Regions from separate parts of the Mus musculus genome. Here regions 1, 2 and 4 are each linked to region 3. The links are chromatin loops, found by intact Hi-C in ENCODE. Cell type or tissue: heart. All regions are shown on one strand. Each heading gives the region's core, and the rest is flanking DNA. Links, peaks and the distances in the headings are about the cores only.

Region 1 (7,634 bases), core at 1,681-6,680, 850 kb before region 3:
TCTGGTCTCCTCTCTCTCTCCCTCCTTCCTTGCCTGCCTACATGTGGATCAGGATGTAAGCCCTATGCCTGCCTGCCTGCCACCATGTTTCCTGCCATGAGACTGCTTCTAACAATCCAATGATGAGATTAGTGCCCTTATGAAAACAGAAGAGAGCCTGGTCTCTACCTGCTGAGGGAGGATACAACAAGAATACCACCTGATCGTCAAGACAACAACCTTCACCATGAAAGCGAACCTGAAAATCGATCTTGCTGACACCCTGACAAAAGTCTCTAGTCCTCCATCAGTGCGCCAGCGGGATTCATGCCAGGACCTTGATTTCTACAGTTACTAAAAAGCAGGAACGCTAAATTCTCTTCCCAATAAATAGCATTTGTTGAGTATCAAGACATATACACATACCATGAATCATCCTGAAGCCTTTTTCTCCTTTACCTCATTACTAAAACTTTATCTCAAAACTAGAATAATGTATGTGTCGCTATATCTTAATAAAAAGGTTCTTGGTGTTTTGCTTTGGTTTGATTTTGTTTATTTTTTTGAGATATGGTCTCATTCTGCAACCCTGGGCTGCCTGGAACTTGTTATGATGCAGGTTGGTCTGGAACTCACAGAGATCAGCCTGCCTCTGCCTCCCCAAATAAAAAATTCCTACCATTTTCTTTGCAAATGCTTTAATAATACTTAGTAAGCACTTCTTTAACTAGCTACCATAATATTCTTTCTAATCTTTCAGCAACCCCATCACCACACTGTTTGCCTTGTAGGACCGAGCAACTGATAGATCCTTGGACTTCCATTCACAGCTGCTGCTGACCATTGTTGGGAGTTGGACTGCAGACTGAAGTCATCAACAAATTCCCTTACTATACAGAGACTACCCATGAGTTCTGTGACTCTAGAGAACCCTGACTAATACAGAAGTTAGGCTCCAGTGAAGGAGTGGACTTGCTTACAAGGCAAGAGCAAGCGGGCAAAGAGCAGGAGCTTCCTTCTCCCACACCCTTACAGAGGCTTCCAAGCAGGAGGTGTGGCCCGGCTCCCATGCAGGTAGATTAAAGATGCATCTTCCCACCTCGAAGATCTGCATCAGAAGTAGATCTTCCTACTTCAAATTAAGCAAAAATCCCCTCAATTGTCGCTTCTATTTTTGGGTTTTAGTTCCAGATTAGTCAAGCTGACAGTGAAGAATACTCATCACTAACTTCTATATTAGTCAATGTAATAGCCATTCAGGGTCGCCTTCTAGTCATTCGCCTTGAGAGATTTAACTGAAGGCTGAGCCAGAATATAAAGCTCTTGCTTTTGCATCAATCTGCATCTCAGTGTCTCAGTGTGTGTGTGTGGGTGTATGGGGGTGGGGGGGTGGGGGGTGATCTCAAAGTAAGTACACTGACCAAGGGTCGAAGTCTTACAATAGCAGGCTAAGAAAGGAGTAACAGTGTTAGGAGGGGTGATAGATCCATGTCACCATGGGGAAATTGGACAGCCTCTCCACAATGGAGGTAAGGATTATGTCTGGAGTGCAGGAGATCCCTCAGGGCAACTCTTAGTACTACCATGTCCTGTGATTAAAGTCAGTGGGAAACTACAACAGCCTAATCCAGGCAGGCATGCTACAGGAGGAGCTGAGAGGTCTGCATCTTTATCTGAAGGTTGCCAGCAGAATACTGCCTTCCAAGCAGCTAGGATGAAGAGTATTAAATAAAGCCCACACCTACAGTGACACACCTACTCCAACAAGGCCCCACCTCCAAATAGTGCCACTCCCTGGGCCAAGCATATACAAACCATCACAGTTAGCTAGAAAAAGAGGTAAGCTATTCTAACAAAGTCTTCTTATGAAATGAAGAGATTCACTGTATAAATTCTCTAACTCTAGAGAACCCCGACTAATACACCTTCCTTAGATTTCCTGTTCTTACAATACTCTCCACGGCTTCTCAGCAGGTCCTGCAAGCATCACAGTTCAACAATCATTAGGTAAGTCTACCTTCAACACTGACGTGCCATCAAGAACTGCAAGCTCATGGGGGTTGGGGGAGGGGGCTCTAGGATGTTTCTTTGACTCTTCTGGTCTGGTTCCTAGCTGTACTCACAAATCTCTGAACAAGTTATGACCACAGATAACAGAATGAACTCAGTCCCTGCCCTTCCCCTGTATCTGAACCTTTCCCACCCTCTCTGGCGCACTACCTTCCCTCTCTTCTCTAGGCTCTCGAAACTGCCATTCCTAGAATACCACTTACCACGTATTGCCTTGCATCTCGATGCGTCCTGTAGAAAGGCTACATCTTCCGCTCACGATGTAGGTTCTACAAGACAGAAAAGGTTTAAACACATTTCTAAAACTGCCAGTGCTAAAAATGAGAGGAGGGGGCGTTTTTGTTTACAAAATTTATAAAACTACCTTATCAGTAATTTTAGCCTATTCACAAAATCAGGATTTGTATTCACAAAATACTGAGCTATTGTCCATTTTCCAAGCAAACTGCCTGCTGTCCTTATTAGCTGGACAGTTGTGCTAGCCCAAAACTATCCATTGCTAAGATGACCAAAAGCAGCCACCTCCAGTCTCTGGTTTAGTAAAAGACTTAAGGAAAGACGTCCTCCATCCTCCACAGACAAATTTCCCTTCACTGTAGAGCTAGGATCAAACCAACACACACACACACACAGAAAAATCCCAGTGAAACCTGAATTCAATTTCAAATACAGCCACAACCTGACTAACCAACAGTGACCATTCTTCATTCTTTACTTTGTTCTCAGTTCTTCCCACAGAACATTGTAAACACAAATGAACTTCCACAAAGTGCTTTCTCTCTCTCTCTCTCTCTCTCTCTCTCTCTCACACACACACACACACACACACACACACACACATTGGGCTATCCCAACACTGCAGAGGCAGAAACAAGCAGGCAGCCTGGTCTACAGAACTAAAATTCCAGGACAGCCAAGGCCCAATAAAAAACAGCTACCAAATAATAAGATAAATGGTTGCTCCTCAATCCAATACTCTCATGATTAAACTTGGGACTCAAAGAGCTACTGCTGGTACCACAGGCTACTCACAGTATTGAGTACAAACACCACGCTTGGCATTGGAGGCCCTACAGAACCTGAACCCAACTTTCCCAGGCTTATCACCTGATTTCTTTCTCCAAAGCCCCTCTTAGCCCATACTTTCCAGGTCAGTTAGCATAGCAAGCACTAACAGGAAACGTCTTTGCTTCTGCTCTCCCTTACTTGGCCAGTGAATTCCTACCGATCCACTAACCTCTTGTGAAGAACTGACTTCCCTTGGGAACGCAAGCTCACTCCTAGATTGCTACTGCTTAGTGTAGACTCACTTCTTTTACGGAGCTTACCAGAATCTGCCGTCTGTGACAGTCGTGTGTGCCCATGTTGAACTCCTCCGGCATGTCCGTGAATCAAGGGTTCATTCAGTCATTCCTGCAGGATTCACAGTCTCTGCACACAGTAAACCGCAGGCAAGTTTGACTCTCCCTCATTGTGCATGCCTCTAAGTCACTACAATTCCCTTCCACCGCTCCCCACAAATACGCGTTTTCAAAACCACCTGGGAGGTATACATTCACCGATTCCATCACTTACTGAGCCAGCACACGTGAGACGCTTTCCCAAGCTCTGTAGGCTCAAAGATTATAAGGCACACAAGCCTGCAGAGTTCAAGGATCGCAAAACCCATATACAAATGTTTATATAATAACAACAGTAATACGATGTCCCGAACACTATAAAAAGAAAAACGCGATGTGATAAATACAATAAAGTAAGGATGTAGAGAGTCCTGGAGAATAAAAAGGACTCTACTGAAGCTAGAGGTGGACAACAGTCAGGGAATTAACACCTCTCCACAGTGAGAAAACGGCACACTCCGTTAGAGAAGCTAGACAAAGGCCCTGGCAGTGGTGGCGCACGCCTTTAAACCCAGAACTTGGGAGGCAGAGGCAGGCGGATTTCTGAGTTCGAGGCCAGCCTGGTCTACACGGTGAGTTCTAGGACAGCCAGGGCTACACAGAGAAACCCTGTTTCAACACACACTCCCCTCCAAAAATAAAAGCTAGATACTGTACCACTGTACTATGGATGCGAAGTTCAAATCAATGAATTTAATGCAAGTGGGAAATACCTATTCTTGGGATGCCCTTTGAAAGCAGGGAAACCGAGGGCGCGATTCTGAACAGTTTACTCGTCCAGGACCGACGACACACAAGACTTGCAAGGTGTGCCTTTAAGTCACTGAAAACCCCGCACTTTCCCCAGGTTCAACCTGCAGCCCGGCCTCCTGCTGGATGAAGAGCACGTTGGCTGGTTTGCATCTCCCGCCAGCCTGCGAGGTTAAGTACGGGACTCCGGGACTCGCCTCCCCCCGCAAGCCGGGCGGCCCCGCGCCTGGACCACGGCTCGCGCTTCGCAAATAGATGAAAGGCTTCCTATCTACGGGATCTGTACCGGGTCGCTCTTTTCCCCCTGGCCGCAGAGCTGCCCCGAAGCCACCCAGACCCAACTCCCAGGATCGTTTAGGTCGATACTCGTTCTCTGAAAACCCATCAGGCGCCCCCCGTCTACCTACAGAGAGTCCCGGGGTCGCCGCCATCAAAGCCCAGCCTGGTTACTATAACACCCTCCACGGCTGAGGCGCCACCCACGCCTCCGGAACAGGAAGCCCCGGGAATTAAAAGGCAAACCGGAGAAATCCGGACCTGGGGAGGGAAAACTCTCCGGAGCGCGTCGCAGCACCTTTTGCACCGTGATTGGCGGATCAGCGAGAGTGACGGACGTATAGACCAATCGACATTGTCTACAGGTCTCACACTCGCCCTTCCACCGTGTCGTCCTCCAATCCGGAAGCGCAACCGGGTGAGCGCGCGTTTCCGCCGCGATCGTGCCTTGGGGGCGCGCGGCTTCGGGCAGCCGGGCTCCTCTCCCGCGTGTCCCGCGGCCTCCCTGAGACGCGCGGAGACATGAGTGACACCGGAGGCGACCGCGCGCGACTCAGGCGCTACACCAAGCTCCCGGTGTGGGTGGTGGAGGATCACCAGGAGGTGAGCGGGCGACACAAGCCACGGAGCCCTGGCAGGAGGGATTCGAACCCTAGCAGCCTGCAGAGGCTTGACCAGCACCTAACGCTGGCTGCAGCCTGTCCCCCACCACCACCAACGTCATCATCCCACGGTTTAACGAGAGGGTTAGCCAGGACCTGAGGGACCATAATCGTAGCTCGTGTCATATGAAGAGGAAAGCCTTCAGCGCTTATTAATGTACAACATGGCAGTGCAGTCGTAAAGTGGGTAGACTTCTGGAAGACGACCTAGCAAGTCTGGATTTGTTTATAGGACCCCTGGAGGGTCTCTGGATATAAAACAAAAGGGATCAAGAGTGAAGCTCTGCGATACACCCCTTCCCCCAGGAAAAGTGGGTTATTTACTGATGGAGAAAGTTAAAGGAGGAAAGAAAGAAGATCTCTGAGACAAACCCAACTTTGGGTTACTCTGTGCTTTTTAATTTGTTGGTAAACTTGGATGTATAGCATGTAGGAGGAAAAAGTCATCTAGTCCCACTTCACCATCCTAAAGGGACAGAAAATGCCCTAAAACTTAGAGTACCTGGAACACAGTTTAATGCTAGAGTGAGTGGTTGGAGATTATCATCAGAAACCATCTATGGTAAAGCTTTTTTTTTTTTTTTTTTTTTTTTTTTAATGTTCCCATGTTTGACCACTTGATGCACTTCAGGTTGGTGCAGTTTCTTGTTTTGTCTGCACTTGACAGTGTGCAGTTCTCACTGTGTGTGTCTGTATTACAGGTTCTGCCTTTCATATACCGGGCCATAGGTTCGAAGCATCTTCCTGACAGTAATATAAGTTTCTTACATTTGGACTCCCACCCAGACCTCCTTATCCCTGTGAACATGCCAGCAGACACTGTGTTTGATAAGGAAGCACTCTTTGGGTAATGTGACTTTTTTTTTAGTCATATTTTATGTATTTGAAATACAACATATAGCAGATGATAAACAAGAGATTTTGCTACACTCACATTTGCATTTTTTGTTTGTTTGCTTGCCTTTTAAATTTTTATTTAGAACATTTTTTTTTCTACCCACTAAAAGAGCCAAATAGGGATCAGGTGCGATGGCTGATCCCTGTGATCCCAGCCCTTGGAACGCTGAGGCAGGAGAATTACAGTTTGAGGAGAGCCAGGGCTACATTGAAGCCTATTTATGGTTAAGTGTTGTCAAGATGCTTGGCAGAGTCTAGAATTATCTGAGAAGTCGGTTGCAGGGCTTGCCTGTGGAGGATTATCTTGATTGGATTAATAGAGACCACTCCCTTGTGACCACCACTTGTGAGTTTTTGGGTCCATTCTTTTTCAAACCCCCACACATTCCTACCCTTGATAACTAATATCTTAGTGTACTGGTGGGTTTTGTGTGTCAACTTGACACAGGCTAGAGTTATCACAGAGAAAGGAGCTTCAGTTGAGGAAATGCCTCCATGAGATCCAGCTGTAAGGCATTTTCTCAATTAGTGATCAAGGGGGAAAGGCCCCTTGTGGGTGGTGCCATCTCTGGACTGGTAGTCTTGGTTCGATAAGAGAGCAGGCTGAGCAAGCCAGGGGAAGCAAGCCAGTAAAGAACATCCCTCCATGGCCTCTGCATCAGCTGCTGCTTCCTGAACCTGCGTGAGTTCCAGTCCTGTCTTCCTTTGGTGAAGGTGAAGAGCAATGTGGAGGTGTAAGCTGAATAAACCCTTTCCTCCCCGACTTGTTTTTTTGGCCATTTTATTTTGTGGAGGAACACAAACCCTGACTAAGACACTCTCCCACTGAGGCCCAACAAAGCTGCCCTGTTGGGAAACAGATTCCACCGCCAGGCTACAGTCCCACCCCCACCCCACCTCCCAGTTGTTGGGGATCAACCTGTTATAGCCAAGGCCAACCTTGAACTCCTGCTCCTCCTCCCAGTGCAGGGACTGTATGCACGTGCCACCGTGCTCAAGTGTCTGCATTCTTTTATACTTCCAAAAATCAAGCCTTGGAAATAATGAGTTGTGTTGTTTGTGTTTACTTTCCTTAAATTAAAAATGAAATTTGTAAATGTTCATTGTAAAATATTAAATTATTATGTCTACATAAACAAGTTTTCTTACTTTAAAAAAGTACATTTATAAAGCTATTGCGTGGCATTATTTAAATTTTTTAAGATTTCTTTAATTTTTGCCCTTGTAAATGACACCTGGACTCTCATCCATTTCATTCAGTCCATTGTTTATGTCATTTTGATTGAAAAAGTTATGATGAAAATTCATGCTCTTACGGAAGGGATTAGAAAACAAGATAGTAGTGTCAGTACTAACTCAGATAAGTAATGTCCTCCACCAAAACTCCACAAGCTTCTAAAGCTTGACTAGGATACAGAATCCACCAGTTCACCGCTCTGCTGTCTAAATAACCAGTTAATTGGTCTTTCAAAGAAAAAGTGATACTTATTTCGCAACTCTGTTATTGATGATTCAAGTGCTAATTTTAGAGGGGCTGGGGCTTTTTCTTGAAGCAACTGTTGTACTTCACAGTCTATAGCAGTTTTGGTGTGGTCCTCTT
Region 2 (7,634 bases), core at 1,569-6,568, 1.5 Mb after region 3:
GAAATAATTTACACTTCCAGGCTCACCACTGAGGGAAATAGGAACAGGGAATAAAGCAGAGATCCAGTGGAACACAGATCAGTGGTTTGCTCAGCTGCTTTTCTAATTACCTGCTTAAGGATGGTGCTGCCTACAGGGGTCCTTGTCCCTCCTACATTGGTTAGAGATCAAAATACCCTGTAGACATGCCCACAGGCCAGTCTGAAAGAAATACCTCCTCAATTGTTCTCAAGTGACTCAAGTTTGTCAAGTTGACCAGCATGAAGTCACTTAAAACTTGTGTGTAGGGACTGGAAAGATGGCTCCGGGTTAAGAGCACTGGTTGCTCTTCGAGAAGACTTGTGCTACTTTTCTTGAAATAGTTTAAGTAAGACTACTTGAGCCGGGTGGTGCTGGCGCACACCTTTAATCCCAGCTCATGGGAGGCAGAGGCAGGTGGATTTCTGAGTTCGAGGTCAACCTGGTAAAGTGAGTTCCAGGACAGCCAGGGCTACACAGAGAAACCCTGTATCGAAAAACCAAAAAAAAAAAAAAAAAAACCTCCTTTCCTTGAAGTCATTTAAGTTATGCAAGTGATTCAGATCAGAGATTCACCTGAAGTACTTAACTGGCTAATTTCTCATGGCCATAGCTGGTTAAATACAGAAGATTAAAATGGCCATTGGTAGAGCCGGGCGTGATGGCACACACCTTTGATCCCAGCACTCCGGAGGCAGAGGCAGGCGGATTTCTGAGTTCAAGGCCAACCTGGTCTACAAAGCAAGTTCCAGGTCAGCCAGGGCTACACAGAGAAACCCTGTCTTGAAAAAACCAAAAAAAAAAAAAAAAAAAGGCCATTGGTTATTTAGTCAGTTGAATAAAGCCTTGAATGAAAAATGAGACTAAGGTGTTAAACATCAGGAAGAGTTCATTAGAGAATATATTATATATTATTACATATTAATTATTATAAAAAGTTGCCAGTTTTGAAAGACATGAACTTCATTTTTTAGATGTCTGCACTGTGAGGTTTTGGTAGAATTTTCCAGTTTCACAATTTTCCTTTTGCATTTTTTTTTCCTCTTAATTTCTCTTTTTTTTTTTTCTGTTTTTTTTTTTCTTCGAGACAGGGTTTCTCTGTGTAGCCCTGGCTGTCCTGGAACTCACTCTGTAGACCAGGCTGGCCTTGAACTCAGAAATCTGCCTGCCTCTGCCTCCCATGTGCTGGGATCAAAGGTGTGTGCCACCACGCACGGCTCCTCTTAATTTCTCTAGTCATAGTTTTAAATTAACAGTTTAATTTGGGTTTTTTATTCCCCAAATTGCATTCCTTTCACTCACAGATCACTTATACAAAATCAGTATGTTTAATTAAAATGCCTTTTTAACAGAATTTGGTGACTCATGCCTGTAATCCTACCTAGCTCTAGAGACCTACTGGCTGCAACTATAGACCTGCAAGTTCCAGACCAATTTCGACTACATAGTCTCAAAACCAACCAATGGAAGATGACTGAAATAACATCCAGTTTAACTCTGTATTTCAATCCATTGTAATGGGCCAAAATAGATGACCTTCACCCCAAAGCAGTAAAGAAATTTGCAGAGTTTACAAACAAGTACACATGGCTGAAGGGGAAAATCCTCCACCCCCTAATCCATTCTCAGGAGAAGGAAGATCCTAGGTATCTTGCAAACCCAAACTTTTCCAGCCCTATCCGTTACCACCTTAACAAATGATGGAGAAAATAGGCAACTATTTAAGTAATGACTTAGATATCTAATATGTAGAGAAACTGCTGAAGCTCAGTTGGGTTTTATGATTGTGTAGGGGGCAGGATATTAAGGAAAGGACTGTCACCTTTATCTGTTTAGTTGCTCCCTGTACCGAAGATGCTATCAATGAATGTCTTTGCTATATATTATTAAATAGAACCCACAGCTACCTGATGTATGTAAACATTCCATCTTAAAGTTATTAATGTGCTTTCATAGGCTTTAGGATACCATTTTGACATCTAATAGATTGGAATAAATGTACAGACATCTCATCATGTATGTAATATAGACTACTCCAGCCCCCAAAACCTGTTGGCTAAATACTACCCCATGATTGTATTCTCAAGCCAATTAAGCTAATAGCAGAAAGTTAGGATTCAAGAGAGATACATGGCTGGTTAAGCTAGTAAAGTCTCAAACATTGGGGCAAAAGGCAGAGGTCCGTCCAACTCACCATATCAAAAGCAGACTTGGCCTTCAGGTTCTCCCCGCATCCCTAAGTTCCTACCTGTTATAGGCATAAAGTGTCCTTTACCCTCTACCAAGGACTTTCCAGCCCAGGAGCTACACTTCCCCCTGAGGCTCTTCCCTGTATAACCCAGCCATTTCAGTTACCTGCTTCTGGTCTTACTCTACGCCTCCCCTCCCCCCTCCCCTCTCCTTATGTGGCTCAGGGTCACACTCACTCTGGACTCTGCCTATGCTCTCCCTTATCTCCACAATAAACTTTCTCCTCCACCAAACCTAGGAGAAGTCATGTCCATTTATCTATCATCTATCTATCTATCTATCTATCTATCTATCTATCTATCTATCTACCTGTCATTCAGCACTCAGGTTTCTCTTAGGTCATATAAATATCTTAACTTTTATTAAATATTTCCATGTAAAGGAACAGGTTTTTGCGGGTTGTAAAAAAAAAGACATGTATTTAAAAATTATTTTATTTTTTTAAATCAGAAAGCTGGTTTTAAACTCATGGCAATCATTTTTGTTTTGGTCTCCCAGTTGCTGGCAATCACAGGCATGAAACATCATCTCTAGTCAGGCAACTCAGTCTTCTAGAGTTTGCAAACAAAAGCACACAGGGAGGAAGAAAAAAAAAATGTGTCCACCCCCACCCCACCCCACCCTCATCAAGGAAAGTTCTCAGGAGAGGAAATGCTTTATATAAACTTTTTGTTGTTTTGTTTTGTTTTGTTTTTCAAGACAGGGTTTCTCTGTATAGCCCTGGCTGTCCTGGAACTCACTTTGTAGACCAGGATGGCCTTGAACTCAGAAATCTGCCTGCCTCTGCCACCCAAGTGCTGGGATTAAAGGCATGTGCCACCACCGCCTAGCTCCTCTTTTCTTTTTAAGGTCTTGTCTTAGCAAGGCTGGATGTTAAGACATTTCACAACACTGGTTAGTTGATGTTTCTTTATGACTTATTCTTAGGAAGAGTACTTGTTATGATGTGGACATTTTCTGCTTAATATATGTGTAAAAGAACCTAGTCTGGCTGTGGAGGCCAGTAAGCCCAGCACTTGGGAAGCAGAGACAGGATCATGAATTTAACTCATTATTCAAGCAGGCCTTGAATTCACAGATAATTGAAGGTGTGGTTCGGAATTCCTGAATAAACTGGCCTCTGCCTCCTGGGTGGAGGCTGGGATTAAAGCTGTGTTCTTCATACCGGGCACCTAGCCTGGCTTTTGGTACGCTACCTTTAAGATGCTTTAAAAACTGATTTAGGCAATGACCTTATTTACTGTCCCTTATTATGCATTATCAGGCAAGATGGGGGGGGGGGGGAATTAAGAGATCCTAGGAAGTGGTAGCTGAAGAGAATTGAAAAGATGGTAAATCCCGGTGTGTTTCCACCACGAACTTCTGGCTGAAACTCAGCACTTAACTCCTTGAAGCTCCAGTTGCCTCGTCTGCAGAGAACTAATCCGAAGGTCCGGAAGGTATTTCCCAAACTACTTCCTTATCAAGCCTACCTTGCCCTGCCTTCAGGCCGGCTAGGAGTGCCACCCAAACAGCCTACTGTGTCCCTCACAATGACTCTCGGCGTGGCTCCCCCGCCCAGCCTCCCCTGCCCAGGCCCCGCCTCCGCGGCGCGCCGCTCCCCCGGAACCCAGCCCAGCCCCCGCCCATGCGGAGCTGTCGGCGCCGCCCCCTCCGCGCGCCCGCGTGCCGCAGCCCGCGTCGTCCACCGCCGCGCGCCTCCGCCACCCCGCGCCGCTGCCGCCGCCGCCGCCGGGCTCGCTGGCTGGCGGGCTGCTGGCGCCGGGCTCCCGCCGGAGGAGAGGACAGCCAGCGCCGCCGCTGCGGCTTCTGCCCGGGCCCGGGCGTCGGCCCCGCCCCGGGCCCCGGCCCGGTGTCCAGCCCCGCCATGAAGTGTCACTACGAGGCGCTGGGGGTGCGGCGCGACGCCAGCGAGGAGGAGCTCAAGAAGGCCTATCGGAAGCTGGCCCTGAGGTGGCACCCGGGTAGGTGACCGGCGGGCGGGGACCCAGCCGGCCGACCCCGGGCCTGGCGGGGCGCACGCCGTGGGGACGGCGGGGCCCTGCCCGCACCGCCGAGGGGAAGCGGGCTCGGCGCTCAGCCGCCTCCGGCTCCTGCGGCCGGGCTGCCGGCCCCTCACGTCGCCCGGCCAGCCGGGGGACAGGCTTTTAAACAGGCCCGCTCGCGCCCGCCTTCCCAATGCCCAGGCTCCCGCAGACCCGGCCCCGCACGGGACACGAGTTTGCCACGGCGGGAGACCTGGGCGAGGTTCCTTAGGAGTTTGCTTCCCCGGCATGGTTGCTGTGGTTGTGAAACGGGTCTGCGGGACTTTTGGCGAAGTCTCTTCATCTACCAGGCTTCGAAACTTCGGAGTTGAACCCCGTCTGTTTGGGAGTCCCGAGGCTCAATCCCGCCTCTCTGGGTACTGGGAATTAAAGCCAGCGCCGCGCACCTGCTGCCAGGCGCTCCAGCATCCACAACACCGCCCCTGGTTTTTTTTTTAACGAATCACTTTTGAGATGGGGTCTCTCGCTACGTTGCCAAGGTAGCCTTTGAACGAGTGATCGTCCTGCCTCACCTTACCAAGTAAATTACATGCAATTACTTGGGATTACTGTCCATTGCCATCAGGCATGGGTGATTTTACATACTTTTTTTTCTTCGTGACTGGTTTACCTGTTTTTTGTTGTAGTTGTGTTTTAAGAATAGTTTCGGTTTACCTTTAAGCTGTTCTTACCAGAGTCTACAGAAGATGGATAGTCATATAAATGACTAATAAGTTTGGAGTGTTTGTTTGTTTGTTTAAAGGAGGAAAAAACGCCATATAACGCAAACAAGTTGAAGCTCAGTTTTTCTCATCCCTGTCGAGAAGATGCAAGTCACATGCATGAGGGTATAATATGTAGATTTTGGTTTTTTGTTTTGTTTTTAGCTGGTTTTTTGTTGTTGTTGTTGGTTTTGGTTTTGGTTTTTCGAGACAGGGTTTCTCTGTGTAGCCCTGGCTGTCCTTGAACTCACTCTGTAGACCAGGCTGGCCTCGAACTCAGAAATTCACCTGCCTCTGCCTCCCAAGTGCTGGGATTAAAGGCGTGTGCCACCACTGCCGGGCTATATGTACATTTTGAAATGCTAAAACAGGGACTTCAGTCTTGTTAGGAAAACAAGCCTTGCACATATGGACGCAAACTATTTGTCTGAGTAAAATAGTGTCATTGCTGTTTGGGTTAATACAGCAACTAGTGAGCACTCATGTAATGGGGTCTGGGTTCCTCTGTGTACCTAGAGATGCTGAGGCATCAACACAGGGAGGGCCTGGGACTGTCCTGTTTCAGGAAGAGCACAAAGGTGGGCCAAAGAAGTCCCAGGGGAATGGAGGGCAGTACTTACTGGGGAAGGATATAGAATGGTTTGCAAGAGTGGAAGACTGGAGACCCTAGTAAATGGAACAAAAACCATAAGTATTGGTGTGATAACAATAAATGAGAAACGTGTGCACACACCTATTGAAAGGGCAGAATTCTTATCATAGCAGGATGTCAAAAGAAATAGTCAAGGTAGATAAATCCAAAGAAAACATACGTTGTCATAGTGTAATGGCTAGTTCTCATTAGAAGCTGAGTTAGGAATTGGAAGGAAGTTGGGAGTGCCTTGATTTTCAGAATGAAAAGGTCAAGACAGAATTAATTCTAAGGGCAAATGCATACACTTTGCTAGGTGAACCAGTCAGGAGAGGTTTCTGCCCTGGTTGAATATGCATTCTGTGGAGACACAGGAAAGAAAACAGGGATTTTGAATCCTAGACGAGAAGGTCTGTGTGAGGGCAAATTCAAGTGTTGATTAGTCCATGCCTGGCCAGCTTTGTGTATGTTGGTGAGAGACGGGAAAAGCCATCCTGGAAGCTTGGCTGTGAAGAAGTAACTGTGGCTATTGGAGAGAGGAGGAAGGAGCATAAGAGAAAGGCTAGCAGAACCAACCAAGTAGGAGCAGGTCAGGAGGAATGCTAAATTCTGGAGTAGCATTTTAGCCTGAGAGCTTTGGTAGACCATAGAAGAACTGGAAACACCAGGGCGATAAATGTGACCAGTTTTTCAAGTTTCTCTTTGGTTGTAATGGGAGAGAGTGTTTCAGAGAGAGAGGCCAGCCTGGAGGTGATGCCAGAAGTACCATAGTGGAGATACTGAGCAAGATGCTAGTTTCTCAGTGGTTGAGAGGAGGGGAGAAAGAGATCGTGGTGGTAGAGGAGACCACTAGAAGGAATAGTGATAAGGGACCAGTGTCCAGGCACAGGCCTGTACCACCATGGGGCTGCCATAGGAATGCTGTAACAAGAGAAGTGCAGAGAAGTGATGCTTTCTCAGAGCAAACTTTGCAAGGGATGGGCCGACAAAAGCTTCCAGAAGGCATTGTAAGAAGGTTTAGGAGATGACAGCAGAATGTGGGCTTGTGTCAGGAGAAAACCACACAGAATAGTGCAAGAGTGGACGCCTGGTAAACCGCAGTGACTGTTTGCGGTACTTGTGCCAAAATGTAGGCTCCTTTTTTGCTTAACAGCTTTAGACTCCGGCTGTTAATCTCAGTTCGACACAGCCATCTAGCACAGATGCACTTACGTAAAGTGAAAGCCATGTGACAGATTGAAAACATTATTTAAGAAAAAAGTTCTATTCAGAAGTTATATCTTGTTATTAGATGGTGTATGCATAGGTTTTGTGTGTTTAAACGCGCTAGCTTTCTACAAATTTCTTTAGGGAGGGAAGGGATGGGAAGAAGTTGAACCAGGTGCATTACTGATAAAAAGGAACACACACCTGGCAACCGTTGTTTATTGTTTTTTTTTTGTTGTTGTTGTTGTTTTTGGTTTTGGTTTTGGTTTTTCGAGACAGGGTTTCTCTGTGTAGCCCTGGCTGTCCTGGAACTCACTTTGTAGACCAGGCTGGCCTCGAACTCAGAAATCTGCCTGCCTCTGCCTCCCGAGTGCTGTGATTAAAGGCGTGTGCCACCGTGCCCGGCTGTTTATTCTTTTTTAATTTAAGAAGAATCAATTGTCAACTTTTTTTAAAAAGTTGTTAGGTTATTTAATTTGAAAGGAACTATTGTGTCTTGACAGGAATATTTGAGACTTAAGGTTTCTCCCATTTTTCTAGGAAACCCCCCGCCCCCCCCAAAAAAAGGCAGAGTAGACTGTTTAGCAACCCCATTTGGGGTATGCTTGTGAATGCTGAGATGGATGTCGGAAAATACCAGAGTGTCCTAGGGATTTCTCCTTCATCCTTTTCTCCTTGGAACTGTTTATGAATGAGTTGATGAAGACATGGAGATCGTAACACTTGTCATACCTTGAAAGGTTATAAGGGTTGTGTGTGGCTGAATGTGGCAGGAAGCTGGCC
Region 3 (7,634 bases), core at 872-5,871:
GGAGAAAATAATCACATAGAAATAAGAGTTAGAAACATTTATGACATCTTTGAATTACTCTCCCAGTGGTTGTAGAGCAGCTGTGGACCGGGTCAGGGTTGGCTTGGCTGTCAGGGCAAACACTGGTTCAAGTGACGACTGTGGTTGGAAGGAAGATGGGAGCTTTTGGTCTGGGAACTTCAAACCTCCCACAGGAGCAATTGTCACGCCTCCCTTTTCCCCTTAGCAAGACATATCCCAGCAGCTGCCGTCCCTTCAGTACTGGGACCTAAGGTATTACTGTAGATAACGAAAGAAGGAATGCTAAGCTTTCTCCATTCTGTACTGAAGAACCTTGGGAGTTTTGTGAGCCTAATGCCTCTACTAAGGAAGTAACACCACAGATGGCCCCTCTGACTTTTAGTCCAGCAACATGGCTGCTCTGGCAAGGGATCACATCGAAAGACCTTCGAGGTCTGTGATCTGGCTGGACTACAGACATGCCCTTAGTACACACCTTTAATTCCAAAGAATGAAGGTAAGGTTGGTTTGTAGACGAAAACAGCCATGTTTGAAAGTGCTGTATAATTGAGGGGCAGACAAAGTGACAGGTCATAGAAGGATTTGACAGAATGCGTCAGAGATAGGATATACCCAGCTCATACAGGAACAGCATAGGAGAGGCTACTTAAGAGCAGAGAGAGAGAGAGAGAGAGGGGGAGAGAGAGAGAGAGAATATGTATGACAGTTTTAGAGTCAGATTACAGAGAGAACAAGGTAGACATAAGTGAAAAACAGAAGGAGCCAGAAGATTAGAACATTGCCAAAGTTGGTTTGAGGCCAAGCAGAGCAATTCAGGCAAAAGCCAAGAGAAGCTGGATGGAATCACTCAGCTTGGAAGATTAGATTGTACAGAGGCCGGAAGCTTCAATGCCGAGACTTAGGGATAGTTAGAACAGAGAAAGAAATGCTCCGGGCTCAGCCCAAGCCGTGCCTTCACACAGCTTGGGCACAGCTCTCATCTCATTCCTTGACCTGAGGAAATAAAAGTGACCATTACACTAGTGTTGTGTGTCTTTTTGAGACAGAGTCTCATGTGGCTCAGTCTGGTCTTGAACTTGGTACGTAGTAGAGGAGGACTTTAAACTTCTGACTTACACCTCCACTTCCAGGGTGCTGGGCTTATAGATGTGCATCATCACAGTAGTTTATGTGCCGCTCGGGCTTGGGGCTCTGTGCATGCGAGGCAAGCACTTTGTTAAGACAGGCAAACCCTGACCCTTACGCTTCACTGTACTAGACACTTGGACTCTTTTTCCCACCTCAGTTACTTCGGGCTTGGTTTTACATTCATAAACTCCAAACCTATGAGAAATTTGAACAAATGGTTATAGGAAACCAATCTGGCTTCAATTTATGACTACTTTACGATGAGGTATACAGCTTGCGAGTAGCCAAATGGAAGGGTTGGCGGAGCATCTTTGTCTTCCCTGAGGGCTCCCGCTCCTGACACCATAGTATTCGCCAACACAGGTCTGGAAGTCCGTCCCCACCCCCCCCCACCCCCCCCATGTAGTACATTTGTAGTACATGAGAAATTTGAACAAATGGTTATAGGAAACATATTCTTCACTCGTTAATTCACAATGTTTTTTGTCTTGCTGTTTGAAAATAAATTGTAGATATATCTACGCACACATGTATGCTTCCATGTTTCCACTGAAAGAGTTTGGAGGTAAAGTACTTTTCCAAAACCGCCTGTAGTGGTTTGAATGAGAATGGCCCCCCTTGGGCTCCTAGGTTTGAATGCTTGGTCTAGTTACTGAAGCGTTTGGGGAAGGATTGGGAGGCATGGCCTTGCTGGAGATAATGTTACTAGAGGTAGGCTTTGAGAGTTCAAAAGCCCAGGCCGATCTCAATCTCTCTGCCAGATGCAAGCCCTCAGCGATTGTTCTAGTGGCATGCCTGCCTGGGCTAGCCTTTTCTTCTTTTGAGACATATTTGTTGTGCGGCCCGGAGTAACTTCACATTCACAAGCCTCCTGCTCAGTCAACCAAGTGCTGAGAGTTCAGGTTTGCCCTGCTATGTCTGGCTTCAATTTATGACTACTTTACGATGAGGTATACAGCTTGCGAGTAGCCAAATGGAAGGGTTGGCGGAGCATCTTTGTCTTCCCTGAGGGCTCTCGCTCCTGACACCATAGTATTCGCCAACACAGGTCTGGAAGTTCCCCCCATGTAGTACATTTCTGTGGAGTGCCTTAGTTCTTTCCCCTTTAAGGTGATTAGACACTCTGGCAAAAGCAACTTGAGGAAGAAAGGGTTTGTTTTAAGGTTACAGTTGGCAGAGTGTGTTCCTACCATGTTCAACCCGCAAGCTTGGTTGCAAGATTACCTGAGCAAACCAGGTGGAAGTCAGTGAATGTGGAAGTCTGAAATGTGGCCAGGGCAGATATACAGGCAGGAAATGGGACTCCTGGTCCCAAGCGCCAGTTGGAAGCCTTATTGCAGGAGGTGGTGGCACACTTGACTATTGGCAGGTTCCATTCTCCTCCCTGTCTGGTGCAGACGTCTTTGAGGAAGCGTCTGTTGAAAAAGGTCTTGATGATTTATAAAAGCATCAGGCCGAGGAACTACTGTTGCTGATCGTCAGGTGGACTCTTCAGAACTCGATTCTCTATTTGTGACTGGAAAATTTGGACTCTTCTTGCTTTTTTTTTTTTTTTTTTTTTTTTTTTGTAGCGCCAATAGATGTTTAAACATAGGTGTGGCCTATGAATGGCTGCCTAGGAAGCCAGACGTATCGTGAGCTATGAATTAATACTGTGTACAGGGAGTTTCTTGATGGCTTTGGATCACACACTCAAGAGAGCTCCGTGCAAGGAAATCTGGAAAGTTCGTGCTGTGTCACACTTGAGACAGCTCTACCGCAGCTCAAGGAGCACGCAAGCAACAGGGAGACGGTCCTGCAGCACCACCTGGTGGCTAGGAAGGGGATAGAACGGTGACCACACTGGTCAAACTGGTGAAATAGATGATTTCCAGTCAGCTCGGGACCAGAACAAAACACAGCACAGAACACAACAAATATTAGATGAAAAACAAATAAACAAACAAACAAAAAATAAAGACATAATTTTTATTATTAAACCTGTCAAACTTTAACACTTCAGTTAATATAACTTCAATAAAAAAAGACAAGGAGGGCTGGTGAGATGGCTCAGTGGTTAAGAGCACCCGACTGACTGCTCTTCCAAAGGTCCGGAGTTCAAATCCCAGCAACCACATGGTGGCTCACGACCATCCGTAATCTGAGATCTGACGCCCTCTTCTGGAGTGTCTGAAGACAGCTACAGTGTACTTACATATAACCAATAAATAAATCTTAAAAAAAAAAAAAAGACAAGGAAAAAGCTGACCAATTTGTTCATAAAACGGATGGGAAAGTTGGAGTGTAGTGGCCACATCTTCATTATAAACGCTCTGATGTGATTTTGAACAAATGCCATAAATATAAATATTGCTTTACAGTAACAAATGAACTTGTTTCTTTTTAAAATGTATCTAAGTTAGCTGAGTTTGGTGGCATATGGCTGTAGTCCCTGACATTTAGGAAGCTGAGGCAGTGGGACTTTGAGTTTGAGGTCAGCCTGGGTTACATAGTAAATTCCAGGCTAGCCTGAGCTACAAGAGGAAGACTGTCCAAAAAAAAAAAAAAAAAAAAAAAAAAAAAAAAGCAAACCTGGGGAAAAGATCCGTTATAAATTAAATTGATGACGTTTCCACCTATGGGGATAACGTATGTTTTAAAAAGCATGGCAAAGAAATTGGCTCACAGGGTAGATTTAGCACAAGCTGAAAACACTTTAAGGGCATCCTTAGCAAACAGAGTATTAATTTTAAAATTTTATGTAGAACGAACAAGTCAGGCTACATGCATTTTCATAAGTCATCTCTAATCTTGGATCAGCCAGCTTGAGTAACTTTTATCCAGAATACACTTGTCTCTCCTCAAGCTCTAACTTTGCAGGAGTCCTCTATCCCTGTTAGATTTTCAAGTGAGCGAGACTCAGATTATGTGGCGTTCATTTAGCTTTAGTGCGGTCACGGGGTAAACCACCCTACTACACTTCTCTAGCGAGGCTGGCTACTTCCCCAGCTCTGCTCCCCAGATACTTGCTGTTTGAGTCTTTCTAGGCTATTTCTGCTCCAGCTGTCTGTCCTGGCAGACCCTTTGACTCTGGCGCGTGTTCCTGGTCCATCGAGTCTAATGGAGCTCTCCTCCTCTCCCTTCTTCTTTCTCCTCTGTGCTCTCTCTCGCCCCCTTTCTCCTTCTCCTCTTGGTCCCTGCCTGTGATCCCTGCCTGGTAACTAAAACCCTGCCGCCTCCTACTCTCCCCAGGAATTTACCACTTTTATTTAACCTATAGATTTAAATTGGGGAACAAGGTTTACCCAACAAAGGCTGGCATATGTGGGAATTCTTGGGGCAGCCAGATCTTGGAGTACAGAATTTAGCATTTGAATGCACAGCAGCACCAGGCCACCCCCAACCGTTACTTGTGTTGGTTCTTAGATATTATTTGCCACTGAAAAATATGTTGTGTGGAACTCTTAAAATAATTGAAAATACTGAATAATTGAAAATACAGGAAGATAAGTGATGAAAAGATGAAGCTAGGGACACCAGGGGCTACACTTGTGAATTCTCAGCAACCTACTGACTAAACATGGGCTGGTTACAGAAGACACAAATAGACATGCTAACTTGGGTGAGGTTGGGGTGGTCGGGTGGGGTGGCCCAAGAAGATCCAACCCTACATGAAGAACTACAGGCTACTCTACGTTGCCGAGAGAAGGAAGAGCACGCCTGCTGGCTATCCAATACCGTGTGGTCAGCCCTGAAAAGCATATATACATGTAACATTATGCAGACAGAACAGGTTGTATTTGTATGTTTAGTAATATATATGCATAAACATATTTGCATGAAATGACAGTTAATAGAGGAAGGGGGACCATTTTCTTGAAAGTGAGCAAAGAGGGGTATATGGGAAGGCTCAGAGGGTGGAAAGGGAAGGGGGAAATGATGTGATTATAATCTCAAAAAAAATAATAAAAAATATAACTGCTGCTAGCTCACTCCCTTAAAATGTATGAAGACATCTAAGGGAAGAGTATTTAAGACACTCAACAGACCTTCCCGGTAACCACGCCCTCTCGGCCCACCACTGTCGCTGCTATGATCTGGTGCTGTGGCCTCACATGGGGAGTGAGTATTCTGGATTTCGAGGCTTTTATTCCATTCACAGGAGTTTCTCTGTATCAGTAAAACACTGTGAGGCTGACACTCCACGAAGAGGCAGTGATCATGTTGGCTCTCCAGATGGAATCCACAAAGAGACGGGCGTGAAGCAGCGCGGTTTTCAGGGGCTCAGAAAGCCTCATGTGAAAATTGTGCCGCTGATAGCTGGGGAATCAGGAAAGGCAGACGGACTCTATGACTTCGTTGTTTCCTCCTCATAGTCTGAGGTGAAATATGACTGGAAAGAAAAAAAATAGCTGATTAGACTGGGAAGTATCCTTCCGTGGGGGAGCTTATTAGAAATACAGATTTCAGGTCTCATCCTAGGCTTCCTCTGTCAACACGATCACCAGGTGATGTGGGAATGCCTTAAGGTTTGCCAGTGCTGTCTTGGAGAAAGTTGAGCAGACGGTTTAAGAGAGAGCTGCTGGGCCTGGAGAAACAGCCCAGAGGTTAAGAACACTGACTGCTCTTCCAGAGCTCCTGAGTTCAATTTCCAGCAACCGCACGGTGGCTCACAACCATCTGTAGTGGGACACACACCTCGTCTGGTGTGTCTGAAGACAGAGAGACAGCGTACTCACATACATAAAATCTTTATAAAAAAATGCAGCTGCTGTTGTACCGTGGGTGGCAGCTTCCTCTTTCAAAGCACGTTAAGTCCCAGCGGTACCCCGTGGTTGGATGGATGGATGGATGGATGGATGAGTAAATTGGTGTATACCCTGGCTTACTTATCCCCCCTTAGCGGGACTATGGACAGAGTGGTTTATACAAGGGATCTATCTAGTTCCTGGTCAGGTGAATGGACTCATAGTTCACCTTACTTCACTGTTGTGGCTAACTCCATGCACACCCTTTTTTTAATCAAAAAAAAAAAAAAAAAAAAAAAAAGGATGTTTGCTTGTTTGGTGTGTGTTCTTGATGCCCAAGAAGCCCCCCCCCCCCAAGAAAGTGTATTAACTCTCTTAGAACTGGAGTTATAGTTGGTCGTGAGCCATCATGTGGGTGCTGGGGACTGAACCCCAGTTGTCTGCAAGACAGCCTGTGCTCTAAATCACTGAGTAGTTTCTCTAGCCCCCTTCATGTGACCTTTATAAAGAACTGGCCATTTATTCTGCAAGATGTCAGTGTGTGTGTGTGTGTGTGTGTGTGTGTGTGTGTGTGTGTATACGAGATATGTTTCCTTGTCTAGCCTTGGAATTACAGAGATCCACCTGCCTCTGACTCCTGAGTGCTAGGATTAAAGGTGTCACCATGCCTGTCCCACACAATATCATTTTTATAGTGTGTCTTGGTTAGTTTCATGTCAACTTGACACAAGATAGAGTCATCTGAAAGGAGGGAACTCAATTGAGAAAATGCTTCTGTAACACCCAGCTGTATGGCATTTTCTTAGTGGTTTCTTGGGGAGGGCCTAGACCGTTGTGGGTGGTGCCATCCCTGGGCTGGTGTTCTGGGTTCTATAAGAAAGCTGGCTGAGCAAGCCATGGGAAGCAAACCAGTAAGCAGCCTCCCTCCATGGCGTCTGCATCAGCTCCTGCCTCCAGGATCCTGCTCTGGTTGTGTTCCTGTCTTGCATGCCTTTAGTGATGAACGGTGCTGTGTAAGTGGAATAAACCCTTTCCTCCCCAAGTTGCTTTGGTCATGGTATTTCATTACAGTACTAGTCACCCTGTGATATAGAGAATTGCGAATAAGATGATCTCATACCGTGTCCCTATTCTATCTGTGGCTTTCCTGCTGCTGTGATGAAATACCATGGCCGAGGCAATGTGTAGAAGGAAGTTTATTTGGACTTACAGTTTCTAGAGGGTTAGAGTCCATGCTGGAGGAGAGAGGCATGACGGCAAGCAACAGTCACAATTAGGAATGGACAGAAAGCCGAGGGAACCTGAAGCAAAAAGGAAAGAGAGGAAACTTGGCGTGGCTTAATTCTTTAAACTCTCAAAGCCCGCCCCCAGTGACGTACCTCCTTCAGCATGTGCACACCCCTTCCTAAGCCTCTCTTGCTGCACCACCAACCTGGGACCAAGTGTTTAACTACTCTACGCTATGGGACACATCTCATTCAAACCACTAAGGCTTTCTTGTCCATTTACCTAAATTGGTCCAGTGCTCTAGAGCAACGGTTCTCAACTTGTGGGTCGTGGCCCCTTTGGGGTTTGAGGGGTCACCTGAGAACATAGGAAAACACAGGCATTCACGGTTATGAAGTAGCCATGAAAATACCTTTATGGTTGGTGTCACCCCAAGAGGAGGAGCTGTTTTGAAGGGTGGCAGCGTTGTCAGGAAGGTTGAGAAACGCCGCCCTAGAGGACCTCAGGGAACACGTTCCTCCCTAGCAAGCA
Region 4 (7,634 bases), core at 1,677-6,676, 280 kb before region 3:
ATGACCAAAACACATTCTACCTCAGCTGTCTGACAGCCAAGACACAGCATAGGGGCCACTGGGATCAATGGACATGGAGGAACAACAGCCAAGATACAGCATAGGGCCACTGGGGTCAATGGACATGGAGGAACAACAGCCAAGATACAGCATAGGGCCACTGGGGTCAATGGACATGAAGGAACAACAGCCAAGACACAGCATGGGGGCCACTGGGATCAATGGACATGGAGGAACAACAGCCAAGATACAGCATAGGGCCACTGGGGTCAATGGACATGGAGGAACAACAGCCAAGATACAGCATAGGGCCACTGGGGTCAATGGACATGGAGGAACAACAGCCAAGACACAGCATGGGGGCCACTGGGATCAATGGACATGGAGGAACAACAGCCAAGATACAGCATAGGGCCACTGGGGTCAATGGACATGGAGGAACAACAGCCAAGATACAGCATGGGGGCCACTGGGGTCAATGGACATGGAGGAACACCAGCCAAGATACAGCATAGGGCCACTGGGGTCAATGGACATGGAGGAACAACAGCCAAGACACAGCATAGGGGCCACTGGGGTCAATGGACATGGAGGAACAACAGCCAAGATACAGCATAGGGCCACTGGGATCAATGGACATGGAGGAACAACAGCCAAGACACAGCATAGGGGCCACTGGGGTCAATGGACATGGAGGAACAACAGCCAAGATACAGCATAGGGCCACTGGGGTCAATGGACATGAAGGAACAACAGCCAAGACACAGCATGGGGGCCACTGGGATCAATGGACATGGAGGAACACCAGCCAAGATACAGCATAGGGCCACTGGGGTCAATGGACATGGAGGAACAACAGCCAAGACACAGCATAGGGGCCACTGGGATCAATGGACATGGAGGAACAACAGCCAAGACACAGCATAGGGGCCACTGGGATCAATGGACATGGAGGAGCAACAAAGGGAGGGGGATGAGTAACTGAAGACAGGCTGAGGTGCCTGCATGGTTTTTCCTGGGCACTGCTTTTGTTATTTGGAAATGACCCCGGGCAAAGTAGTGTGCCTTGGTGCCTTGGCTAGGCACACAAGCACAGCTTCTGTGTCCTGCTACAGGTGCTGCAGTGGCTAACTGTCTAGACCTTGCTCTGCCGACCACACCATCTACCTTGGCTCAAGTAATGTTAGGAAGAAAAAAATGGAGGGGTGTGGTCAGAAAGCTGGCTCAGCAGGATGCTTGCAGCTAAGGCTGACAATCTGAGTTCAATTCCTGGAATGTACATGATGGAAGAAAAGAACTGAGTGTATAAAGTCCTCTGACCTGTCAGACACACATTACAGAATGAATGAATCAATGATGAATGAATGAACGAAATGCCAGTTTTCCCTCTTATTAGGCCCCATTCAGCACCACCTGCCATGAACAAGTCATACCTTGGATAAGGGAGCAGCTGCCTGGACAGGAGCTAGAGAACAGCAGAGCCATCCAGGACTCCGAGAATCAGAAAGAACTGTCTTGGGGCGCTATGAGGGACTATGTGTTCAGGAGAGTGGGCTGCTGCTACTGACATGGGAAGTGATGTCAACTAGAGAGTGAGCGCTGAGGACTGCTTTAGCATCTGTCCCCCAAAGAGCAACTCCCCTTCTAGGGCCAACCTGAACATGTAAGTCATACAAGGCAGCGGTATTCAGACACTGGAAAAACCGAGGGGTCCTTTGTGTCTCTCCCCCTCCTCCACTATGACAGAAAACAACATGCAAAAACTACCACAGGCTTCTATGTCTGCTGCCAAAAGGACAGAGGAATTTCTTGAAACCCTAAGTAGTCACGCCTACCAGCTGGTGGAACTTACTTGGATGTAGACGAGGGGCACTCCTAGTCACGACTGGATGACAGTACCCAAAAAATGAAACGTCTCTAATCATTTTAAGTTCTTTTTTTTTTTTTTTGTTTTTTGTTTTTTGTTTTTTGTTTTTTTTTTTGAGACAGGGTTTCTCTGTGTAGCCCTGGCTGTCCTGGAACTCACTCTGTAGACCAGGCTGGCCTCGAACTCAGAAATCCGCCTGCCTCTGCCTCCCGAGTGCTGGGATTAAAGGCGTGCGCCACCACGCCCGGCTAAAAGAGGTTTTTTTTTTTTGGTTTTTTTTTTTTTTCGGTTTTTTTTTCGAGACAGGGTTTCTCTGTATAGTCTTGGCTGTCCTGGAACTCACTGTGTAGACCAGGCTGGCCTCGAACTCAGAAATCCACTTGTCTCTGCCTCCCAAATGCTGGGATTAAAGGCTTGCGCCACCACCACCCGGCATTTTAAGTTCTTATTTGGGGCAAAAAGTGGGGAAGGGGGCAGACCTTTCTTACTTTTCAGTTGGGACATATGTAATAACCTTTATAACCATAATTGTGTCATCTCATATGAGGCACAAAGAGACAACTAATTGCTAGTCTTTATTTCAAAGAGTAAATCTAAACAAGCAACCTAGCAAAAATGGCAAGGACGAGAATGACCTGACACTATACTGGTGATCAATGCACAAGTCAGAAGAGGGTTAAAAGCCATAGCCGCAGCCGATGCACACGGCGAGGCCCTGGATGGGAGGCCAGCACCAAATAAAGGGAAAGAGAGCGAGTGAGGCAGAGAGGGGAGGGGAGGAGATTGACTGCTGCATCAGCGTCCAATCCATCCTGTGTGGTATCTTACTGCTCTCCATGCACCCCACTAAGGATGTTAAAACAGCAAACACCACCTTCCTAAAATAAAGCTCCTAACAAATGTGGCTGGCTCTTCCCCTACTTCTTAGGAGACAGTTTCCTATGCCTCAGCCCCAAGGCCTGGAGAGAACAAGCTGTATCTAGATTTCCCATGTGCAGCCATGAAGGAGGAGCCTCATTCCCACGTGTGTGGATAGCTCTCCTTTTCTGTTTCTTCCCACGTCACACGTCACACCCTCTTTTCTATATTTCTCCATGAAGGTGGAGACACTCATTTTCATTCCTCTCAAGCAAGTGTACTTTTCCAATAGTACTGCGCACTGTTCTGAGACCCAAGGCCCTTGCAGGTACCCACAACACCACAACATTTCCACTGTGCTGATGTGCACTGGAGGCACAGTACCAGTACGTGGTGAACCTACTGATGGCTCAGCACCAGTCAGAGGTTGGTTTTCCCTCTCGGCCTCCACTGATTGCACAGAACTCTTCATCTAGGCTTCTGAGCTTATGGACTCTACCCCATTCACAATGGCATCTCAGTGCTCTCATTGTGTGGGTCATTTTTAGGCAGCTAACCATGTTATTGAGGTTTCATGGGTTATCTAATTCTAAAGGGTCAGCCATCAATATGGGTTCATATAAGCAACACCAAACGGACTCAGTACACTGTGTGTATGCATGCACACTACTTATACATGTGTATGTGTGCATGTATATAGACATATGTATACACATGGAACAATTATATCCCATGCAGTTATTATACTATATAATAATTAAGGCAGAGTTGAGAGAGGGAAGAGTAAAGTGATGTAAATACAGTGTTCGTGTACAAAGTCCTGAAAAAATTGTATTTCTAAAAAAATTTACAAGGTGAATAAACTGAATTTATCACTTCACAGAAAGCAATTTATAAAATGTTGTCGATGGGGGAAAAAATTAAGCTTTAAAGCAAAAACTTAGAAATGTGGAAAACTAGAATGTAACATTATGAATAGCTTCCTATATGGACTCTTCTGGTAAGAGGATACGACTGAAGGGTCAGTATCTACATGTCTCACCCATGAAACAATATTTCCAGAATGTGTAACAGGACAAAATGCATCCTTTAAATTCCATTCAAAGTTTAAGACAGACTGGTGGATTTTAATCACAAAAAAGGAACAGTTCCTTGTGTTTTCTTTTCTTTTTTTTAAAAGATTTATTTTATGTATATGAGTACACTGTAGCTGTACAGATGATTGTGAGCCCTCATGTAGTTGCTGGAAATTGAATTTTTAGGACCTCTGCTGGCTCCAGTCAGCCCTGCTCATTCCGTCCCAAAGATTTTATTTATTATTATACATAAGTACACTGTAGTTGACTTCAGACGCACCAGAAGAGGGCATCAGATCTCACCACGGGTGGTTGTGAGCCACCATGTGGTTGCCGGGACCTGAACCCAGGACCTTCGGAAGAGCAGTCAGTGCTCTCACCCGCTGAGCCATCTCGCCAGCCCCTACTTGTGTTTTCAAATTCCTTACTATGGTCACCTTTGTGAAACTGTTACGGACCATGTCTGGTGCACCGTCAAATAATAAAATGCTCAGTCCAGCCTATCTATGCCTTCCTTTCCAAATGCACATGCCTGAAGCTGGAGTTTCTCTGTGGTCTGTAACTGGTCTTCTGCATACCACCACAGACTGAATAAAGGAATCCAGCTGTCTTTTATTTCCAAAATCCAAAATTGTGCTATCCCATTTGGCTTTTTAGATAGTTATTTTCCATAAACGTATATGATAAATGCTTAATGCTTAATGATAAAATGCTTCTTATATTTTTTCATTAAAATTCAATTTGACAAAAAAAAATTAACACGGTCTCACTCTAGTCTACACTGGTCTAAAACTTAGGGAATGCATGCTGGCTTCAAAATCACGGCAATCCTCCTGGCTCAGCCAGGGCTGGAATCACAGGCATGAGCCATCACACCCAGTTTTAACTGGAATTTCTAAAATGGCACAACCCACATAAACAAAACTCTTTCACAACTATGGGGATTTTCAAGAATGCAAAGGTAAGTATGGAAACCTCAGCTGTCAGTCAGGGCTGGACACTGGTGGAATGTGACCCAGCTACATCCCAAGAACTTTTTTCAAATTCTCCAATTTAACTACATCTAGTTGGAGATCAGGAAAACTCACATAGCAATCTGCATCTCTGGCTTCCTCTAAAAAAAAATCCAGCCACCTGGCAATGTTCAGTCACCAGAGCTACAGGCTGGTGCTGAAGCGCTGCCCTTCTGGGCCAGACACAGGGATATTCACTCCCTGCCCAGCCTGCCCTCCGTGGGCTCTGGGAATGTGACGGTGTTTTACCATCTCAGCTCACACTCCAGACTCTTCTGGCAGAGCAGCCTTGTGTACGTCACGTGCTTACGATTCTGATTCCTGACCAAATTCCCACAGGCTGTGGAACTCTGTCAACAATTAAAAGTCGGGTCCATCTAGTCGTGCTTTATTAGGCCAGTGACATTAAAGATGGCTCTCATCCCTTCTATCCTGTGCTTCATGCTGTTTTATAAGAGAAGCCTCAGCAATGCCCAGATCAAGATTAACAGAGCTGGCCCAAAGCAATCTTAAATCCCACTGTGAGTAGTGTCGGCTCAGGCACCGAATGCTGAAGTGTAAAGCAGTGGGCCTACTCTCCTCCTCAAGTGCCTCAGCGTCTGCCAAAACCTCAAGATGGCTTCGGACTTGCTCCAGGGAGCTCACCTTTAGGAGGCAGCCTAGGGAGTCCCTGTGGTATTTTGGATTCCTCTTACACTGCAGACAAACTCTGGAGCACTAAGCCAAGGGCCCTAAGGATCAATGCTAGGATGGGCTGAGAGCGCTGCGTCTTCTCTGCCGGGGTTTCCAGATGTACTTACTGGTATACCATGGCCCTGAAAACGCCTCACATCGTCTTCCGGAAGGGGAGTGGGGACAACGAAGTATGCTGGCAACCTAGAAGCAAGAGATAGCATCAGTTCTTAGACACTTACTTCACAAAATCTGTAAACACTCACAAAAGAAAAAACAAAGTGTTACACAAAGGACCACACTTCCGTTGAGACCCAGCCCAGGTGAACTGCTATCCCTGGGCGGCTGACTGCTGACAGACAAGCACTGTGATCAGACAGGCTAGGAATCCGGATTCCAGCCCTAGCTCTGCCTATGATTTGCACAGCCCTGACTCTGCTGGCAAGGGAGCTAAGTTGTTCTGCCCTTCTGGGTCGGTGTCCTCTTCTACAAATGAGGAAGATGGGGGAGTGGGTATGGCTCTGCAGCAGAGCCCCTAGCCCTTACAAGACTCTAGATTTGACCTTTAACACTGAAAAGGAGGGAGACTAGAAAATGTGATATCTAAAAATATATATAGTTCAAAATTTCATCAAAGAGTAACAACACAAACACCTGTGTTGCTTCTAATTACACAAATCGAATGTGAAAATTGGTAACCATGACTGCTATCCATTTTATCACAACTCTGAGACAGGCATGGCGGCATGACTTTAATTCCAGCTCTTAGGAGACTCTCTCTGTGAATTCAAGGCCAACCTGGTCTACAAAATGATTTCCAAGACAGACTGGGCTACATAGGAAAATCCTGTCTCAAAACAACACAAAAACACAACAACAGGAGAAAGACCCAGTCCTAGCCTACTTCTGCCAACCACTGACGTTTATGAGTGCTCCTCCGCGGCAGACTTCCCCAATCCATTACACGAACAATGCATTTAATCCAACATCACTGTCAAGACTGTAGTGTGATCATTTCATTTTACAGATAAAGAAAAAGGGAAACTAAGACACCACACTGACTGAGGCTCTTTCTGAGTTACACTATTGAAGTGGAAACTAATGGGTTCTTTGGAAAGTCGTTTGGATGGTGTTTTACTGGGGGAAACACATGAAGGAATGTTTTACTGGGGGAAACACATGAAGGAATGTTTTACTGGGGGAAACACATGAAGGAATGTTTTACTGGGGGAAACACATGAAGGAATGTTTTACTGGGGAAACACATGAAGGAATGTTTTACTGGGGGAAACACATGAAGGAATGTTTTACTGGGGGAAACACATGAAGGAATGTTTTACTGGGGAAACACATGAAGGAATGTTTTACTGGGGAAACACATGAAGGGATGTTTTACTGGGGAAACACATGAAGGAATGTTTTACTGGGGGAAACACGTGAAGGAATGTTTTACTGGGGGAAACACATGAAGGAATGTTTTACTGGGGGAAACACATGAAGGAATGTTTTACTGGGGGAAACACATGAAGGAATGTTTTACTGGGGAAACACATGAAGGAATGTTTTACTGGGGGAAACACATGAAGGAATGTTTTACTGGGGAAACACATGAAGGAATGTTTTACTGGGGGAACACATGAAGGGATGTCTTACTGGGGAAACACATGAAGGAATGTTTTACTGGGGAAACACATGAAGGAATGTTTTACTGGGGAAACACATGAAGGAATGTTTTACTGGGGAAACACATGAAGGAATGTTTTACTGGGGAAACACATGAAGGAATGTTTTACTGGGGAAACACATGAAGGAATGTTTTACTGGGGAAACACATGAAGGAATGTTTCGCTGAAGCAGACACAGGAGAGAGAATGTTCTGCTAAAGCAAACACATGAAAGGCCATGTGATGGATTCTCTGTTAACAACACACATGTATTGGTCCACCTTACATTGCATAGCAGAGCTCAGTTTGTGGAACTCTGAGGACTCTGGCTGACTGGATGCACATGCCGAGACAAAACGTGATGCTCGGAGGATATAAATGGACTCAACAGAGCAATAGAGACAGAACTTGACTTGCTGGTACAGCTAGCTGTACAACACTTGTGGGTCTCAAGTCTTCACTGATTTTCATTTCCCTGAGAGAG

Evidence for each region. Peaks named below come from ENCODE experiments on the same cell type or tissue, not always from the same donor. Only the 100,000 strongest peaks of a DNase experiment are listed, where the experiment ranks them.
Region 1: a loop joins it to region 3, with 3 times the contacts of the local background. A loop is called at or near these places in 7 of 42 quality-filtered maps.
Region 2: a loop joins it to region 3, with 4 times the contacts of the local background. A loop is called at or near these places in 4 of 42 quality-filtered maps.
Region 4: it touches region 3 in a loop (4-fold over the local background); 20 of 42 quality-filtered maps call a loop at or near these places.

The regions. Positions count from the first base shown.
Region 1 is chr15:12,821,911-12,829,544 of GRCm38, reverse strand. 6030458C11Rik (RIKEN cDNA 6030458C11 gene) reads left to right here and starts at 4,888. Exons shown (of 9, transcript NM_029998.3): 1 at 4,888-5,078; 2 at 5,839-5,984. The coding sequence starts at 4,998. Drosha (drosha, ribonuclease type III) reads right to left here and starts at 4,730. Exons shown (of 35, transcript NM_026799.3): 1 at 4,607-4,730; 2 at 3,378-3,480; 3 at 2,253-2,318. The coding sequence starts at 2,269. In heart, for the core only: no CTCF peak of the experiment used is centred there; a DNase peak (open chromatin) is centred at 4,804; H3K4me3 peaks cover 2,916 bases; H3K27ac peaks cover 1,853 bases.
Region 2 is chr15:10,466,863-10,474,496 of GRCm38, reverse strand. It overlaps Dnajc21 (DnaJ heat shock protein family (Hsp40) member C21), which reads left to right and starts at 3,981. Exons shown (of 12, transcript NM_030046.2): 1 at 3,981-4,232. The coding sequence starts at 4,136. In heart, for the core only: no CTCF peak of the experiment used is centred there; DNase peaks (open chromatin) are centred at 3,886 and 4,166; H3K4me3 peaks cover 1,897 bases; H3K27ac peaks cover 1,392 bases.
Region 3 is chr15:11,967,357-11,974,990 of GRCm38, reverse strand. 1700047G03Rik (RIKEN cDNA 1700047G03 gene) reads right to left here. Exons shown (of 3, transcript NR_040447.1): 2 at 7,087-7,177; 3 at 4,908-5,521. Among named protein-coding and RNA genes, the nearest start is that of 1700047G03Rik, 4.1 kb to the right of the region's middle. In heart, for the core only: a CTCF peak has its summit at 2,959 (motif pointing left); DNase peaks (open chromatin) are centred at 2,930 and 4,170.
Region 4 is chr15:12,249,409-12,257,042 of GRCm38, reverse strand. It overlaps Mtmr12 (myotubularin related protein 12), which reads right to left. Exons shown (of 16, transcript NM_172958.4): 8 at 5,615-5,690. Among named protein-coding and RNA genes, the nearest start is that of Mtmr12, 48 kb to the right of the region's middle. In heart, for the core only: no CTCF peak of the experiment used is centred there; no DNase peak of the experiment used is centred there; H3K27ac peaks cover 240 bases.